Linked DNA regions of Homo sapiens: region 1 is linked to region 2. A link is a contact called in ENCODE Hi-C or POLR2A ChIA-PET data. All regions are on one chromosome and are shown on one strand. The core of a region is the stretch at or near the end of the contact, and the rest is flanking DNA. Distances in the headings are between cores, read along the strand shown. Region 1 overlaps NCOA1 (nuclear receptor coactivator 1). Region 2 overlaps NCOA1 (nuclear receptor coactivator 1).

Evidence for each region. A loop is a pair of places that touch in the nucleus more often than their neighbours do. ChIA-PET counts read pairs that join two places held with the same protein, here RNA polymerase II (POLR2A). Pooled maps may share reads with other maps.
Region 1: a map of psoas muscle shows a loop between it and region 2 (9-fold over the local background). The contact joins two enhancer-like sites. A Hi-C loop is called at or near these places in 4 of 168 maps with a recorded cell type or tissue (CD4-positive, alpha-beta T cell, gastrocnemius medialis, psoas muscle and 1 more), 1 of 37 single-sample maps with no recorded cell type and 2 of 50 pooled maps. POLR2A ChIA-PET finds 5 or more read pairs at or near these places in 5 of 52 experiments (A673, Caco-2, MCF 10A and 2 more).

What each region holds. Positions count from the first base shown.
Region 1 is chr2:24,611,619-24,616,482 of GRCh38, forward strand. All of the region lies in intron 3 of NCOA1 (nuclear receptor coactivator 1), which reads left to right. Among named protein-coding and RNA genes, the nearest start is that of NCOA1, 120 kb to the left of the region's middle. RefSeq lists an enhancer at 1,728-1,777. Within about 2 kb of position 1,742, at least 5 of the 41 ENCODE cell types and tissues checked have a DNase peak (open chromatin) inside an H3K27ac peak, as active enhancers do; they include gastrocnemius medialis and psoas muscle, where a contact is called at or near this core.
Region 2 is chr2:24,656,809-24,661,402 of GRCh38, forward strand. It overlaps NCOA1 (nuclear receptor coactivator 1), which reads left to right. Exons shown (of 23, transcript NM_003743.5): 5 at 1,853-1,958. The coding sequence starts at 1,870. Among named protein-coding and RNA genes, the nearest start is that of PTRHD1, 130 kb to the right of the region's middle. Within about 2 kb of position 1,902, at least 3 of the 41 ENCODE cell types and tissues checked have a DNase peak (open chromatin) inside an H3K27ac peak, as active enhancers do; they include gastrocnemius medialis and psoas muscle, where a contact is called at or near this core.

The DNA.
Region 1 (4,864 bases), core at 492-2,991, 45 kb before region 2:
TATTTAGGATAGTTAAGTCTTTTTGTTGAATTGAACCCTTTATTGTAATGTAATGTCCTTCTTTGTTCTTTTTTTACTGTTATTTTAAAGTCTGTTTTATATGATGTAAGACTTGCAACCCCTGCTCCTTTTTATTTTTCATTTACATGATAGATCTTTCTCCAACCCTTTACTTTGAGCCCGTGGGTATTGTTATGTGCGGGATGGGTCTCTTGAAGGCAACAGATAGATGAGTCTTTTTTTTTTAATCCAATTCATCTCTGTGCCTTTTAAGTGGGGCATTTAAACCGTTTACATTCACAGTTAATATTGATATGTGAGGTTTTGATCCTATTGTGAAGTTGTTAGCTAGTCACTGTAGTTTCTATTGTGTGGTTGCTTTATAGGGTCTGTGAGCTGTGTGCTTAATTGTGTTTTTGTGGTAGAAGGTTATTTTTCTTTCATTTCCACGTTTAGAATTCCCTTAAAGATCTCTTTTAAGGCTGGTCTAGTGGTAACGAATTCTCTAGCACTTGCTTGTCTGGAAAAGATTTTATTTCTTCTTTGCTTATGAAGCTTAGTTTGGCAGGATATTAAATTCTTGGTTGGAATTACTTTAAGAATGCTGAAAATAGGCCCCCAATCTTATACAGTTTCTGCTGAGAAGTCCACTGCTAGCCTGATGGGATTTCCTCTGACCTTTTTCTCTGACTACCTTTAAGACTTTTTCATTAGCTTTGACCTTGAATCGTTTTGTGATTATATTTCTTATTGATGTTTGTTTTGTGTAGTATCTCACAGGTGTTCTCTGAATTTCTTGTATCTGAATGTCTACCTCTCTTGCAAGATTCGGGAAATTTTCTTGAATTATTCCCTCAAATGTGTTTTCCAGGTTGTTTGCTTTTTCTCCATCTCAGGAATGCCAGCAATTAGTAAATTTGGTTGCTTTACATAATCCCATATTTCTTAAAGACTTTGTTCCTTTTTTTTGAATTCTTTTTTCTTTATTTTTGTCTGACTAGATCAGTTCAAAAGGGCAGTCTTCAAGCTCTGAAATTCTTTCTTCTGCTTGGTCCAGTCTATTGATAAAGCTTTCCCTAATATTTTGAAATTCCTTAAGTGAGTTTTCAATTCCAGAAGTTCTGATTGACTTCTTTTTAAAGTATTTACCGCTTCCTTCATTTCTTAGAATGATTTAGAAGTTTCTTTGTGTTGATTTTCAACCTTTTTTTGGATCCCAGTGAGCTTCCTTGTAATTCATGCTTTGAATTCTTTATCTGTCATATCTGAGTTTCCATTTTGGTTAGGGGCCATTGCTGGAGAGCTAGTGTGATTATTGAGTGGTGTCACTACGATCAGATTTTTCGTTTGGCCAGAATTCTTGCACTGGTTCCTTCTCATCTGGAGACACTGGCACTTTTGATTTTTGTAATTATTTTCATGCAGGTAGGATTTTTTTCTTTTTTTGTTCCTGTCCCTGTAATATTTTTTTTTTCTTTCCCTTTCCATTCCCCAACTCCCTAGGGGATATGATTGTAGAGAATGCTGGGTAGCATCTTTTGGCTTTGCTTCTATAGCCTATGTACTTCTTTGGGCAGATTTTATATTGGGCTGTAGGGTTCAACCTACAAGCCAGTAGATGGCGCTTACGGGTAAGATCACTTAGCCAGCTGTAGCCAGTGTGACTAGGTATACACTTGATACTTGTTTACAGGAAGAAGCTCTCTGTTGCCTCAGGCATTGGGCTGATACGTGGAGTGCACAGTGGTCTGAGCTACTTGCTCAGCCCCAGGGGAGTGGGAAGCAAGATGAGTGGGGCCAGGCCACCTACAGTCCCCTGATGGCAGGCACAATCACTAACACTGAGGGAGAAGCCAATGGGCAGCCACCAAGCACCCAGAGGTGGTCCTAGGCATGGAGCTGGCAAACCTCCTTGGCCCCAAGTTCTCTACACAGGCAGGGGTGGAGGCCTGAACTCTTAATCCAGGAGAGTGGGTACTCCAGGTACCTGGAGATCTGCCTGGGTGCTGCGTACAGAGGGCCCTGCTGTACCACAATCTCTACACAGGAAGGATGGGGTGTCTCAGGCTAGCAATCCATGCAAATGGGTCCTCTGACTGCCTGAAGCTATGCCCGGGAATGGGGCAGAGAGTGCCCTGCTTTACCATGGTCTTGGCATGGGGAGAGTGGGCTGGCTTAGCCTGCTGATCCCGGTGAATGGGTGCTCCAGTTACCTGGAGATCTGCCTGGGTGTGAAGCAGAGAAGGTCCTGCTGCACCCCGACTTTTGAGTTTTAGGAGTATTCACATAGCATAGATGATTCAGGCACCAAATCCTCATGATGTCTTTGCTAAGGCCAAGAGGTTTTCTTTGATGTTTGCCTTTGAAGGTGTTTTTAATGTTTGAATTTACCCTTTTCCTGGTGTTATTGTCCTTCTTGGGCCCTGTCTTTGTCTGATAGTGTCTTACCTGACTTTCAGAGGCCTAAACTTTTTTCTCAATCCTTTCCAACCCTAGGTTACTAGGATTCATATATGCCCCAGGAGTATCTGGAAGCTTTATTACTTGCTTTTCTGCCTATTGTATCGATTCATTTCCATTCTTTTTTTTTTTTTTTTTTTTTTTTTTTTTTTTGCTATGGGGTTTCATTCTGTTATCCAGGCTGGAGTACAGTGGTGTGATCACAGCTGACTGCATGCAGCCTCAACCACCTGGGGTCAGGGGATCCTCCCACCTCAACCTCCTGTGTAGCTGGGACTATAGGTATACACCACCACACCTGGCTACTTTTTTGTTTTTGTTTTGTTTTGTTTGGAGAGACAGGGTTTTGTCATGTTGTTCAGGCTACTCTTGAACTCCTGGGCTCAAGTGATCTGCCTGCCTCGGCCTTGCAAAGTGCTGGGATTACAGGTATGAGTCATTGCACCTAGCCCATTTTCATTCTTTATATCAGACGTTTAAAATAGAAATGTTTTAAGATCTCTAGCCCAGCATATTCTCATATCTCAGGCAGTGGGAATCCTCTTGGAAAATTTTCAAAAGAATAGTTTCTAAAGCCCAACCACACCTACATGTCAGAATCTCTAGGGTGCAGGGCCTGTGGGTATGTTTAAAAGCCTCCTAGATAATTCTGATGCACTGCAAGTCTGAGAACCACTGACATAGAAAAAGTTATTTCTTCATGTAAACTTAGATAATTAAATAATAACAGCTAGTGTTTATTGAAAATAAGGTAACATATATTGTAAGCATGCACTAATTCTAGCTGTTAGTATTAATATTGTTATATGCTAGGCTCCATTCTAAGTCCTTCACATATCTTGTCATTTATTATTCACAAGAATCCTATAGCTACCACTTGTATTCCCATTTTAGAGATTAGCAAATCAAAGCACAGAGAAATTGAATTATTCAAGTTTATATAGCTAGTGGGTAGCAGAATTGTTATTTGAATCCAAGTAGTCATTCTGATTCCAGAGCATGTAATCTTAACCTACCATCTTTACAGTCTTCCAGGTGATTCACAGAGTTAATTTTATTGATTCCCAAAGGGTTTGTGACATTACAGAATATAGCAAGAAAAATATATTTGGATAAATTATGTATTTATGTTGATTTTGTGTAGGTATTGAGGAAGCAGAATAACACAGTAGAAATGGCCTCAGTTTACAGTCAGATAGACTTAGGCATGAATCTCTGCTCAACTGCTTGTTACTAGTAGCTATGAGAAAGTAAATTATCACAGACCTCTTATTATTTTGTTGGTAAAGGAGGATAACTATTTTTACTTCATGGGGTTTTTGAAGAAATAACATAAAATAGAACCTGTAATATATTGCTTGGCACACAGTAGATGGTTAGTATCAGAACTTAAGGAATCCTCTAAGAAGTTATGTTGGCTTCTCTGCAGGAGATTGTAGTAAGCCTTAGTCTAGGACGTTGTTGATGGAATAGCTGATGGGTACTGGTCGATGGTGCTGGTGGGGGCCAATGCTGACTGTCAATGTTGAGAATCTAACAAGTGCCAAGCATTGTCCTAGGCTCTGGAGATAAAACGGTGAGTGAGACATAGTCTCACTGCTTTCAAGAAGCTTGCAGTTAACTTATCTATATAATCAGATAGATACATACACAGTTACTTTTTTTGTTAGATGCTAGGACACATAGGAGGGTTACTCAGCCAAACCATTGCAGATGAGGAATGGCTTTCTAGAGGGAAGAGGATGAGAATGTGAGGGATTAGAGTAGTAAGTCCAGATAGGAGGAAAAGTAAAGGCTGGCTGAAATTTGTCATTACTACAAAGGTGTTCCATTCATCCAACATTTATGAAAAGATCAGGGATCTTAGGAAACTTTTATAAGGACAGTGTTAGAATATTAAGAGCCTACTTTTAGGTTCAGTTTTTACTAAAGCAGACAATTTTTCAAAGTAAAATAAAAATGGCACTCTTTATATGTAATACTGAATTTTCTATCAAATAGCACTTTTTGGAGTCTACATGCTTGTTACTTGGTAGCATTGTCACATTAGGTTATACATTAGAGGAAGAGAGAAGAGAAACAAAGGAATAGTAACCTTCAGAGGATGGAAATGATGATTTGTATGTGGGGTGAATTTCATCATGAGTTGTGTCTGCTATTTGCACATTTCCCTTTTCCTACCATCCTTTTTCACAGATGATGAAAAATAATTTGTTACATAGTTACCATAGTACATAGTTTTAATTTGATACCGTTTGTTGCTCTTGTATGGATTTGATAGTTGAGATTTCTTTCCATCTTTCTCCAATGTTCCCAATAAAATAGCATATTAAAAATGCAAGAGAAATACCATTTCTTTTGGCAAAACTGGGAAAAGTGAAAGGGAATGAATAAAGAATTTCTT
Region 2 (4,594 bases), core at 652-3,151:
GCTGTCTGGTATATTTCACTGTGTATATATACCACATTTTCTTTACCCATATATCTGTTGATGGACACTTAGGTTGATTTCATATGTTGGCTTATTGTGAATACTGCCACATAAATATTGGAGTGCACATATCTCTTCAACATACTGATTTCATTTCCTTTGGACATATGCATATTTGTAGGATTGCTGTATCAGATATATAGTAGTTCTATTTTTAGTTTTTTGAAGAACCTCCATGCTCTTTTCCAAATGGCTACGCTAATTTACATTCCCACTAAAAATGTATACGAGTTCCCTTTTCTCTTCATTTCTTCCCGGCACGGAAGCCCATCCTTTTAACTACCATGTTGCAGTAGGCAAATCTAGTTGACTCCTTATCAGGGAAATGAGACCTTGAAAATGATACTTAAGCAGGGATGCTTTTGCTGCTGTTTATAGGACAGATTAGAAGTGAGAATGACTAGAATTGAGAAGCAAGATTAAAGGATCTTGCATTAATCTACAATTAGGTATTTGGTTCCAAATGAGGATTATAACTGTATCTGGGAATGAAGAAGGAAGAGACAATCTTGTTAAGGAAAAATTAGCAGGATCTGAATGCCAGTTAGAAATGAGTAAAAGAGAAGAATAAAAAATTGTAAAATTATGATCCTAAGAGTTGGAAATTTTCATAAATAGCACTTCTAATATGGAGAAATTGAAAATGTGCCTTTTTGGTTGCATGAAATAATAAGTTCATGATTAAAATGTTAGGGATTATTTGTACACCAAAAAATATGACAGTCATTAATCTTCAGAAAAGGGCTAGAAGCAGAGTCAGTTTTAAGACTAGAGAAAAGGGTTTACTCAGACATACCAGTTAAAGCCATGTGAGAGATTCTCAGCATTCTTTATAATAAAGTTTTTCAGTATGGCTGCTAACATACAGTGCTGTAGTTTAATAATTTAGAATTTAAGGAAAAGCTAAAGGTTCTCCCATTTAACAAGAATTTTCTTTCCTTTTATAAGGGTAGATGGAGTAAAAGAGAATGGTGAAGTGTGTTGTTTGGCACTAATAAAATCCAAAAGGTAGTGATGATTGTAAGACCAAGGATAGGATTCTGAGTTTCATTAGGGATTATATGGAGAATAATGGTTGATGAGGGACAGATCAGCAGGGATCTTTAAGTGCAGTTGCTAACTGGTGCAACATGTGAGAGACCTGGCTGGTGTGCTAGGCGGAATGACTTTGTGTTCTCTGGGATCTATACCAAGATCCTAACATAGACTAAACATTTGATCTTTGTTGCCTGACTACATAAACAAAAGGTTAGGAGTATAGAACTCACAGCGTACAATTCAAAATCTAAATCTAGTTTATCACTTTAACTTAATTATGTATGTACTATTTATCTTCCTATCAATATAAAATCCCAAACCTTATGAGTGAAAGTTATTTTAAATTCTTTTGAAAAGCAGCTTCTAAATAATAAATGCAAAGAATAATTTCTCTGACTCCAGTTCAACATTCGGCTTCTACATTTACACGTGAAAATGATTATTTTCTCTTTGGAAAAAAAAATCTCAGTATCTATTTAATTATTCTAACCATGTTTTCATCCTAATTGGTTGTAACAATTTCACAAAGGATTATTAATTTTATTTTACAGATGTAGAAAAGAAAGTATAGAAACACTATCTGATGACCTCTGTACTTTTATGTAGATCTTCATGTTTTTATGATGGCTGTAATTATCTATTCATTGATATAGCACAATTTTTAGAAATTTTCTAACAGAGGGGAGCTTCCCTACCTTTATTTGGTTGGAAAGGTCATAAGGGTAGATTTCTTACTGTTGTCCTTCCTGTTTAGGTGTGAAGTTTTTCAACATGAGTGGCCTCGGGGACAGTTCATCCGACCCTGCTAACCCAGACTCACATAAGAGGAAAGGATCGCCATGTGACACACTGGCATCAAGGTAGGAACACTCCTCTTAGTCTATTTTTGGCAGAGCTGCTTTATTACTTTCACTGCCACTTCAGAGCTTTTGTTTAATCTACTCCAAGTTCAGTGGCTTTCTTTGAGTCTTTCATACTCACCATGTTGTCTTCCTTCCCCCAGGGTCTTTGCACATGTTTCTCCCTCAATCCAGCTTGCTTCCTCTTGATTTCCTTTAGTTAACACCTACTCATCCTTCAGATGCCAGCTTAGTCATTACATACTTAAAGAGAGCCTTCTCTTCCTTCCATAACTGTTAGATCAAGTTCCTCCATTCATGTATCTGTCTCAGATGTTTTTATAGCCATGATCCATAATTGCAGATTTTTACTAGTGTGATTATTTCATGAATTTCTGGCTTCCCCGCTAGACTCTAAGCTGCCACTTGGTAAAGGACCTTGTTTGTTCTTGCTCATCATTGTATCCTTAGTTCCTAAAACAGTGTGTGGCTTATATATAGTAAGAACACAGTAAAGATTTGTCAAATGAATATATAAATCTATTATACACCTTTAATTGCTATCTTAGAACATTATGGCATTAATGGAGCTAAGAAATATCAGGATTTTAAAAAATGATTGTGTAGTTAAATATTTGGTTTGTTATAAGGAATATGACCACCTTGAACAGGCTAAAAGGAACCTAATGCTAAGGAGACCCTCACAAATGCCAGATAGAGAAGAAACCTCAAATGCCAGATAAATTTAAATATGCATAGTTATATTCAGTCCTATTAACTTTTGATTAGTATTGCATTACATGAATATACCACATTTGAAAAATATGTTTTTCTGCAGATACATACCCTAGCTGCTCATTTAATATTAGGTTAAAAGAGCAGCTAGCTTCCTACCTGAGAGCAGCTTCCTAGAATGAGTGGAGATTTTATTCCACTCATCTTCTAGGATTTAGAGGAAAGTTTTTCAAACTCCACACTATTGACATTTCGTGTCAGATAATTTTTTGTTGTGGGGGAGCTGTCCTGTATTTTGTAGGATGTTTAGCAGTATCCCTGCTTCTACACACCAAATGTCAGTAGCATCTTAGTTGTGACAACCAAAAATGTCTCCAAACATTGCCAAATGTCCCCTGGGGCCAGGGGAAACAAAATCACCTCTAGTTGATAATCACTGATCTAGAGAGTAAAGCTACAGAAGACTCTTCTGTCCTTGGATTACATGCTGCTTTCTCTCATGGGAGGAAAAAAAGGAGGATTTTAACAGGAGAATGCCAGGGCTCCAGGCTCGAGAAAGAAAAGTGACTATTTATCTTACTCAGCTCAGAGAGCTGTCAGAGAGAGACAATAACCTGAGTACTCATAATCACAAGTAAGTGTCCAGATGCTGGGAGGAAGGTTGAGATCAAGATGCAATCTAGAAGTGTGTCAAAAATTAATGCTCTTGTTTTATCTGTGTATAAAATCAGTCCTTAAAGGAAAAGCTAAGAATAAATATCTTTTACATTTAATTTTTTGTTTGGGGAAATTTTTTAAATATATAAAAGAATATAGGCGAAGACACTATATCATACAACAGAATGTAATTGATAATATTTTATCATATTATTATTTTGTTAATATGTTATCATATTTGCATAATCCTGTTTAAAAGTAATACAATATTAACAATTGATTTGTCTGCAGTATTTTAATCTATTTTTAATAATTATGTGTGTATTTTATATATATACACACACAGGTATCTGAGCAATATAGAATATTACATTTACATAATTTATGTAATACTGTATATATTTTCTATAGTATACTTTTTCAACATGGATTTTGAGGTTTAAATATGCATAGATATATTCAGTCCCATTAACTTTTGATTAGTATTGCATTACATGAATATACCATCTTTGAAAAATATATTTTTCTACAAATACATTCCCTAGAGATAAACAGCCTGTTACAAATTTTCAATGTTACAGCCAGCCCTGCAGCAAATATCCTCACACATATCTCCTATTTTATACATAAAAGTTTCTTTGGCTGGGTACAGTGGTTCACTCCTGTAATCCCAGCACTTTGGAAGGCCGAGGCAGGTGGATCACCTGAGGTCATAAGTTTGAGACCAGCCTGGCCAACATAGTGAAAACCCATCTCTATTTAAGAAAAAAAAAAATTGCCAGTTGTGGTGCCGGGCATCTGTAATCCCAGTTATTCAGAAGGCTGAGGCAGGAGAATCACTTGAACCCGGGAGGTGGAGGTTGCAGTGAGCCAAAATAGTGCCACTGCACTCCAGCTTGGGCAACAAGAGCAAAACTCCGGCTCAAAAAAAAAAAAGAGTTTCTTTAATATCTAGGTAAATTTTTATGTTCACTAGGTAAGTACCACATTGTTTTTCAAATAACAGGCATTGAGAATTCCTCTTTTCCCACATTCTTACTATCACTGTTCTCTTCTCATGTTAACACTTTGCCAGTCTAATGGGTGTGGGGTTATAGTTTAAAGGGCATTTCCATGATGATTAGATAAACTGATCACCTTTTTTTGGTCTTTTACTCATTTATATTTTCCTCCTTTATGAATTTCTTGGTTGTATCTTTTGCCCATGTTCCTGCTGGGTTGTTTGTTCTTTTATTTTTTGTTTCTAAGACTTACTTTAAATTTTC